Linked DNA regions of Homo sapiens: region 1 is linked to region 2. A link is a contact called in ENCODE Hi-C or POLR2A ChIA-PET data. All regions are on one chromosome and are shown on one strand. Each heading gives the region's core, a stretch centred on a gene start or an enhancer-like site at or near the end of the contact. The rest is flanking DNA. Distances are from core to core; before and after follow the strand shown.

Region 1 (3,785 bases), core at 499-2,998, 92 kb before region 2:
CTAGGGAGGAACTCAGAAACCCATAGGGCAGTTCTCCAAGGGCTTCTGGTCAGGCCATGGACATTCAGGAGGTGGTCAGAGCTGCCTGAGATGACGCAGGGCTGTGATAAGGGTGTGGAGACACAGCAAGGTAGTGGAAATTCAGGGTTCCTAGGTCCAGCATGTCCAAAAAAAAAAAAAAAAAAAAAAACCACAGCCTGCTAAAACAAAAATATCAACATTCTCCATAGAATTGTATAAAGATCCAGATTCCTATATCCTAATATTTAAAATATCTTGGAGACACTCCAAAATTACTCAGCATACAAAGAGCCGGGAGAATTTCAACTCACAGGAGAAAAGACTATCAACAGTGGTCAATGTTGAGATGACAAAACATTGGAAATATCAGATCAAGACTTTAAAGCAATTATTATCAAAATGTTGCAAGAAAGGCCAACACTCTTGAAATCAATGGAAATATAGAAAGTCTTTGCAAAGAAGAGAAGATGTAAAGAAGAGCCAAACAATTTTTTGTTTTCTTTTGAGACAGGGTCTCCCTCTGTCACCCAGGCTGGAGTACAGTGGCATGATCATAGTTCACTACAGCCTCGACCTCCCAGGTTCAAGTGATCCTCTCACGTCAGCCTCCAGAGTAGCCAAGACTACAGACATGAGCCACCACACTGTCAATATTTTATTTTTTTGTAGAAATGAGGTCTCGCTATGTTGCCCAGGCTGGTCTCAAACTCCTGGTCTCAAGAGATCCTCCCGCCTCGGCCTCCCAAAGTGCTGGGACTACAGGCATGAGCCACTGCACCCAGCCCCAAACAGAAATTTTACATGTCTGTAATTCTAGCACTTTGGGAGGCAAAGGCAGGAAGATCTCTTGAGTCCAGCAGTTCAAGACCTGCCTGGGTGACAAAGCAAGACCCCATATCTACAAAAAAATTAAAAATTAGCCAGGCATGGTGGCTTGTGCCTGTGGTCCCAGCTACTCGGGAAGCTGAGATGGGAGGATTGTTTGAGCCCAGAAGGAGGCTGCAGTGAGCCATGACTGCACCACTGCATTCCAGCCTGGGTGACAGAACAAGACCCTGTATAAAAAATAAATAAATAAATGAAAATAAAAAAATTTAAATAAAGTTTAGAACTGAACAATATAATAACCGCAATGATAAAACAAAGCCAGGCTGGGCACGGTGGCTCAAGTCTGTAATCCCAGCACTTTGGAGGCCAAGGCAGGTGGATCACCTGACGTTAGGAGTTCAAGATCAGCCTAGCCAACATGGTGAAACCTCGTCTCTACTAAAAATACAAAAATTAGCCGGGCGTGGTGGTGGGTGCCTGTAATCCCAGCTACTCAGGAGGCTGAAGCAGGAGAATCGCTTGAACCAGGGAGGCAGAGGTTGCAGTGAGCTGAGGTCGCACCACTGCACTCCAGCCTGGACGACAGAGTGAGATTCCCTCTAAAATAATAATAATAATACAACAAAACCTTGAATGAGCTCAAAAGTAGAATAGAGATAATGAAGTCAGTGAACTTGACGTAGATGGGGAAAAAAGCAAAAAACCAAAAAGTCAGTCAAATGGTAGCTAATTCCTATTCTAAGCAATGCACCCAACCATAAATCCCTGTCCAGAAGGAGCAGGGACCTCCAGCAAGTAGGCAGCGTCCCTGGCCATGGTTCTGGCAAACGCTGTGTGTCAATGCTCTCCTCAAGGCTGGGCCAGCCCACGGCCGCGGTGACTCTCCCTAGAGTCGCCCTCGCCTGTTTGCTTGTGGGAACTGCAGCATCCAGGGTGTCCCACACCCGTTGATGGGAATTTTGAAAATCGCACCTGTGCTAGTGGCAGGTGGAGGGGTAGAGAGGGAGAATTGTAACCGGCTGCCCCAAACACCCCCAAATTGGCTGTTTTAATGGTGAGCCAGAGGTAGGATTTGGAAATTCTTCTTCTTTTTTTTAATGAGACGGAGTCTTGCTCTGTCATCCAGGCTGGAGTGCAGTGGCAAGCTCTCAGTTCACTGCAGCCTCTGCCTCCTGGGTGCAAGTGATTCTCCTGCCTCAGCCTCCCGAGTAGCTGGGATTACAGGCACACGCCACCACACCTGGCTAATTTTTGTATTTTTAGTAGAGATGGGGTTTCACCATGTTGGCCAGGCTGGTCTGGAACTTCTGATCTCAGGTGATCCCCTCGCCTCAGCCTCCTATAATCCCAGGCGGGAGCCACCGCACCTGTCTGTTTGCAAATTCTTTTGACAAGTTGCTCATCATGGTGAAAAGTAAAAGTTGCCCAGTGCTCTGTATATGGCTAAGGCTGTGGGTCTATCCTTCCCAGGGTCTGGCTGGGAAGGTGATGGCTGCCTGATTCCTGGACTGGGCACGGTGCCCCCTTGGGTGTTTGCGGACGGCACAGCAAGTGTGGCCAAGGCTCTGGGAGAGGCTGAAGAGGTGGCCACCCAGGGGCAGGACTGCCAGGTCCCTGGGAAGGTCAAAAGGCAAGAGGGTAACCCACCCTTGGGGGAGCAGCTATGGCCCCAGGAGTAGGGGAGGATCCCCAGTGGAGGCAGGTGTCACTGCAGCCCTGGGCTAATGGGCTCTGGAAGGTGGGGAGGGGGGTGGGGGCGAGAAAGAAGGGGAGGAGGAGGAGAGGCGGGAGCTGTTCTGAGCCCCTGGGGTGATGTGATTGGCATTGCGGCCCCTTCCTCCTCCCCTCCCCATCACCCTCTCAGCCCCAACCACCCCACCAGGGCCTGGGAGGATGGCAGAAACCCCAGCCACATGTTCATAATGGAATAGAGAGCCAGCCAGGCCAAGACAAGCTGGCAGACCCCAGACATGCCCTGCCCCCACCCTGAGCCCCTTCCCCTCTCTTAGCCGCCTCGCCAAGCCAGGCCCTCCCACCCCAGGGAGCGAGAGGGCAGGGAAGTGACAGGACAGAAGGGTAGGGGACTTTAAGAGGGAGGGGCAGTGGAGGGAGGGGGTGCGGGGGAACTGGGAGGGGAAGGGTCTCCAGGAGAAGAGGAGCTTCAGATAGGGGAGGGGGCTCTTGGAGAGGAATGGGGCTCAGGGAAGAAAGGGGAGCTTACAGAGGGGAGTCTGGGAGTGGAGGGGGCCTGGGGCATAGTCCTGCAGGGGAAGGGGCTCCTGGTGGGCAGAGGGGCTTAAGATATAAACCAGATGTGGCCAGGCGCGGTGGCTAATGCCTGTAATCCCAGAACTTTGGGAGGCCAAGGTGGGCGGATCACTTGAGGTCAGGAGTTCGAGACCAGCCTGGCCAAAATGGTGAAAACCCATCTCTGTTAAAAATACAAAAATTAGCCAGGGCATGGTGGTGCATGCCTGTAGTCCCAGCTACTCAGGAGGCTGAGGCAGGAGAATCACTTGAACCTGGGAGGCAGAGGTTGAACTAAGCCAAGATTATGCCACTGCACCCCAACCTGGGCGACAGAGCTCGACACTGTGTCAAAAAAAAAATATATATATATATATATATATGTATGTGTGTGTGTATATATATATATATATATGTGTGTATGTGTGTATATATATATATGTATGTGTATGTGTGTGTGTATATATATATATATGTATGTGTATATATATATATGTATAAACCAGATGAGACCAGGAACAGAACAGCCCCCAAGGGTGGGCTCTGGTTTCTGGCCTTAGCTGGAGCTGGGTCCCTGCTGGGCTGGTTTCCCTCTGGGCTGGGCCCCATCTGGGCAGTGCCCTTGGCACGCTCCCAGGCAGCCCCCAGGCTTGGTTTCAGCAGGTCCGGCTGAAAACGGAAGAAACCAA
Region 2 (3,932 bases), core at 1,113-3,612:
TGACCCACCCCACTGACTCACCCTGCAGGCTAGACCAGGAGTCAGGCAGACTCCCCTGTCACTTGTCATCTCTGGGCAAGTTCCTCTAGCACTTACCTCCTTACTTTTCCTCTGTGAAGTGGGGCGCCATCAATGCCCATTCTGCAGGGCACCCAAAGTTGAAGCCGGGACAACTGGAACAGGGTGTGGCTGTTCCCTCTGCCAGGCCACATCGGACCGTCTTGGGCCAGATTTTCCAGGGAAGAAGGGAAAGCTGGAACAGTGTCCCTAGCTTGCCTGGCAGCCAGCTAACCTGTGCCCATAGTCTGGGAGAGGTGCCAGGCCCAGACACACTGGGCAGCAGGGGGCTGGATTGGCTCCAGAGCTCCAATGCTTTGGCAGTCCTGGGGAAGGGAAGGGATGTGCTTGGCTTCAGGTCAAGAGGGTGTGGGCCACAGAAGTGACAGCTGGGGGTGGTGGAGGGCACAGCGGGCTTATGGGGGTGTGTGCGAGACCACTGTTGCAACAAGATGCTGGCAGGGACCTTCAAAAGAACATCTGCTGTTGACTGGCCTCCCCACTCCCACTCCTCCACAGGTTTTCCCATGAGTCCTAGAGGAAGCCAGGCCCCAGGCTTCTAGATAGAAAATAGAACCTACATTGGCCAAGTGTAATCCCAGTGCTTTGGAAGCCCAAGCCAGGAGGATCGCTTGAGGCTAGGACTTTGAGACCAGCCTGGGCAACATGAGGAGACCCCGTCTTTACAAAAACGAAAAAAGAGAAAATAGAACCTCAGGCCTAGAGCCAGAGTTCAGGATTGGGGATGCAGGGAAAGGAGGAGAGGGGGGCCATAACTCAAATCTCTTTCCCAAAGATAGAGTAGTTCCTGGCTGGGTGCAGTGGCTCACACCTGTAATCCCAGCACTTTGGGAGGCTGAGGCAGGCAGATCACTTGAGGTCAGGAGTTCGAAACCAGCCTGGACAACATGGTGAAACCCCTTCTCTACTAAAAATACAAAAAAATTAGCCAGGCGTGGTTGTGGGTGCCTGTAATCTCAAGCTACTTGGGAGGCTGAGGCAGGAGAATTGCTTGAACTCGGGAGGTGGAGGTTGCAGTGAGCCAAGATCGTGCTACTGCACTCCAGACTGGGCAACAGAGTGAGACTCCGTCTCAAAAAAAAAAAAAAAAAATAGGCCGGGCACGGTGGCTCACGCCTATAAGCCCAGCACTTTGGGAGGCCGAGGCGGGAGAATCAAGAGGTCAAGAGTTTGAGACCAGCCTGCTCAACATGGTGAAACCCTGTCTCTACTAAAAAATACAAAAAATTAGCCGGGCGTGGTGGTGGGCACCTGTAATCCCAGCTACTTGGGAGGATGAGGCAGGAGACTCGCTTGAACCCAGGAGGCAGAGCTGAGATAGCGCCACTGCACTCCAGCCTGGGCGACAAGAGTGAAACTCCATCTCATAAATAAATAATCAAACAAACAAACAAACATAAAAAGATAGAGGAGTTCCTTCATCCTGCAGGAAAAAGGGGTGGGTCACGCAGCATCAGAGCTGTGAACTGAGAAATCCTAGGGAAAGAAGAGGCCAGTGCCTGAGTCCCTACTGGATGATGGGAGCAAGGGGGAAGGGTGGAGGCTCCCAGACTGGAACTCTCCAGGAGGTTTTTGGCTGGGGAACAGAAGGGAGAGCAGGAGGTCCCAAGGTAATGAAATGAAGGAGGGAGTTACAACCTTCAGCAAATTCTGGGGAAGTGAAGGGATCTGAGGATGAGGACCGGATTCTGGGACAGGGATGCTGAGCTGCTAAGTCGGGAAGAGGCTGGAAGCCAGGCACGGTGGCTCACGCCTGTAATCGCAGAGCTTTGGGAGGAGGGAGGATCGCTTGAGGACAGGAGTTCAAGACCAGCCTGAGTAACATAGCAAGACCCTGTCTCTACAAAATATTTGAAAATTATTCAGGAGTAGTGGCGAGCAACTCTAGTCCCAGCCACCCAGGAGACTGAGGCGGGAGGATTGCCTGAGCTCAGGAGCTCAAGGCTGCAGTGAGCTATGATTGCACCACAGCACTCCAGCCTGGGCGACAGAGCGAGACCCTGTCTCCAAAAATAATAAATAAAAAACGAGACAGGGCTGGGGCAGAGGAGGCAGCAGGGTCTCTGGGGACCCATCCCCGGGAGCGATCACGCGTGCGGAACGTCCAGGACGAGACCCCAGGGCTTCGATCCCCACGGGGCTGCTCGTGCGGGGTGGGGCGGGGTCTGGGCGGGGTCTGGGCGGGGCCCGGGCGGGGTGGGGCGGGGCCGGGGTCCCGGGGGCCGGGGCGGGGCCGGGCTGGCGCTGCGCAGCCGCGGGGCGGCCGTCGCGCATGCGGGGCTCACACGGCTGCAGCCGGCGCCGCTGCCACTCCCGGGAGCATGAAGGACCGAACCCAGGAGCTCCGCACGGTGAGTCCGGCCCCAGCGCGCGGCCGCCCGCCGCCCGCCGCCAGCGCCAACGCGCCGGACACTTCCCGCCCGGCTCCCGCGGCCAGGATGGTGGCCGCTCCTGCGCCCCCAGCCAGGGCTGAAGGGAGCGGGGCGAGCCAGGGACCTCGACCCCCCTCCGGGTTCCGCCCCTCGGACCCACTCGGGGTCAGGCTCGCGTGAGCTCGGCCGCGCTGACACGTGGACGGTCGGCTGGAGTCCGGGGTCCTGGATAAACTTTTCGGGGCCCTCTTGATTTGGGGGGTTCGGAGGGTATGATGGGGTTTTGGTGGCGGGACCTCTTCCCCCTCCCGCAGAGCAGGCCCTTTCTCTGGCCCCCTCACTGCCCCTCATCTCTGACCTCCCGTGCCCCCTCGGTGTAGACAGACGAGGGGACCGCGGTGGGAACCTCCTTGGTGTAGACAGACGAGGGGACCGCGGTGGGCCGGTGCCGGTCCCCTGCGCGGGGCCCCGCTGCGGGGCGCGCTGCGGAAACCTGATCGTCGGGTGGTGGCGGCCTCCTCGGGCCACCCTGGTCACCTGTGGCTCCCATCACCTGTGGCTCCCCCTCTGCTTGGTCGCAGTAGGGATCCACTGCCCGCCCCAGGTATGGGGGGGGGGGCGTCACACCCGCCCCCGGTCCACCTATCCACCTTCGGGCTTTCGGGCAGCACTGGCTGGCGTTTCCAGACCCTTCAGGGTTCCTTGCGACTTGGATCTATTTTTCTACCTGTATCTGGGAAACCCCTGGGGTGTGGCTCCTGGGGCGGGGTTTGGGGGGAGTAGGAGGATGCACAAACGTTCTGAGTCAGAGCCCACCTTCTCCCAGCCCAGAGACCCCTGCAGCCTGCGTGGGTCCCCTTCCCCTGGCCTCTGCCCTTAGGGATGAGGAGCCCAGGAGGATGGTGACCGGGAGTGGAGGACAGCGACGGAAATGAAGCCTCTCTGGGTGTGTCGGGGAGGGGGGGTGGATCAAGGCTCAAGACTAGATTGAGTCTCATCTGGTCATCTGGTCCCCTGGCTGGCCACCTGGCTGGCAGCCCTGCCTGCTGATCCCTGGGAGCACCCCCCACCCCGCTCCCTGGGCTAGGAACTAGAACCCTAAGGTCCCCTCCTATGGAAAATGTCAAGTGTCCTTTGGGCATTTGACCCCACGGCTTGTCTTCTCCACCCAGAGGCTCCCTGAGTTGGAGCCTGTCTGCCCCATTATGTCATGGTTGCCTCCTGGGCATCCTGGAGCCGGGACCTGGGCTCCCCTGCCTTCATGTCCCCCACTTGCTCTGGCACCACGGCCTCCACTTTGCCTCCAGACCTGTTATTCCTGGCCGAGCGCCCAGCCCCTGGTGTAAACCCCATGAGGTTTCAAAGGAAGAAGATGGTCCCTCAAGTCGCATATGGGCTCTAAACACTTCCCCCGCGGCCCCTGTGGTTGCCCTCAAGTTTCCTGAGCTCCGTTGAGTCAGAATGAGTGTTTTCCTGGTGACG

Evidence for each region. Hi-C counts contacts between places; a loop is a spot of excess contacts on that map. ChIA-PET counts read pairs that join two places held with the same protein, here RNA polymerase II (POLR2A). Pooled maps may share reads with other maps.
Region 1: a loop to region 2 is called in a pooled map, with 2.1 times the contacts of the local background. The contact joins the enhancer-like site here to the promoter of STX1A in region 2. A Hi-C loop is called at or near these places in 1 of 50 pooled maps. POLR2A ChIA-PET finds 5 or more read pairs at or near these places in 5 of 52 experiments (Caco-2, HCT116, K562 and 2 more).

The regions. Positions count from the first base shown.
Region 1 is chr7:73,809,848-73,813,632 of GRCh38, reverse strand. No RefSeq gene overlaps it. Among named protein-coding and RNA genes, the nearest start is that of CLDN4, 19 kb to the left of the region's middle. RefSeq lists a silencer at 1,637-1,746. Within about 2 kb of position 1,748, at least 2 of the 41 ENCODE cell types and tissues checked have a DNase peak (open chromatin) inside an H3K27ac peak, as active enhancers do; they include HCT116, where a contact is called at or near this core.
Region 2 is chr7:73,718,099-73,722,030 of GRCh38, reverse strand. It overlaps STX1A (syntaxin 1A), which reads left to right and starts at 2,362. Exons shown (of 10, transcript NM_004603.4): 1 at 2,362-2,429. The coding sequence starts at 2,400. RefSeq lists silencers at 2,247-2,446, 2,507-2,706, 2,717-2,776, 2,887-2,966.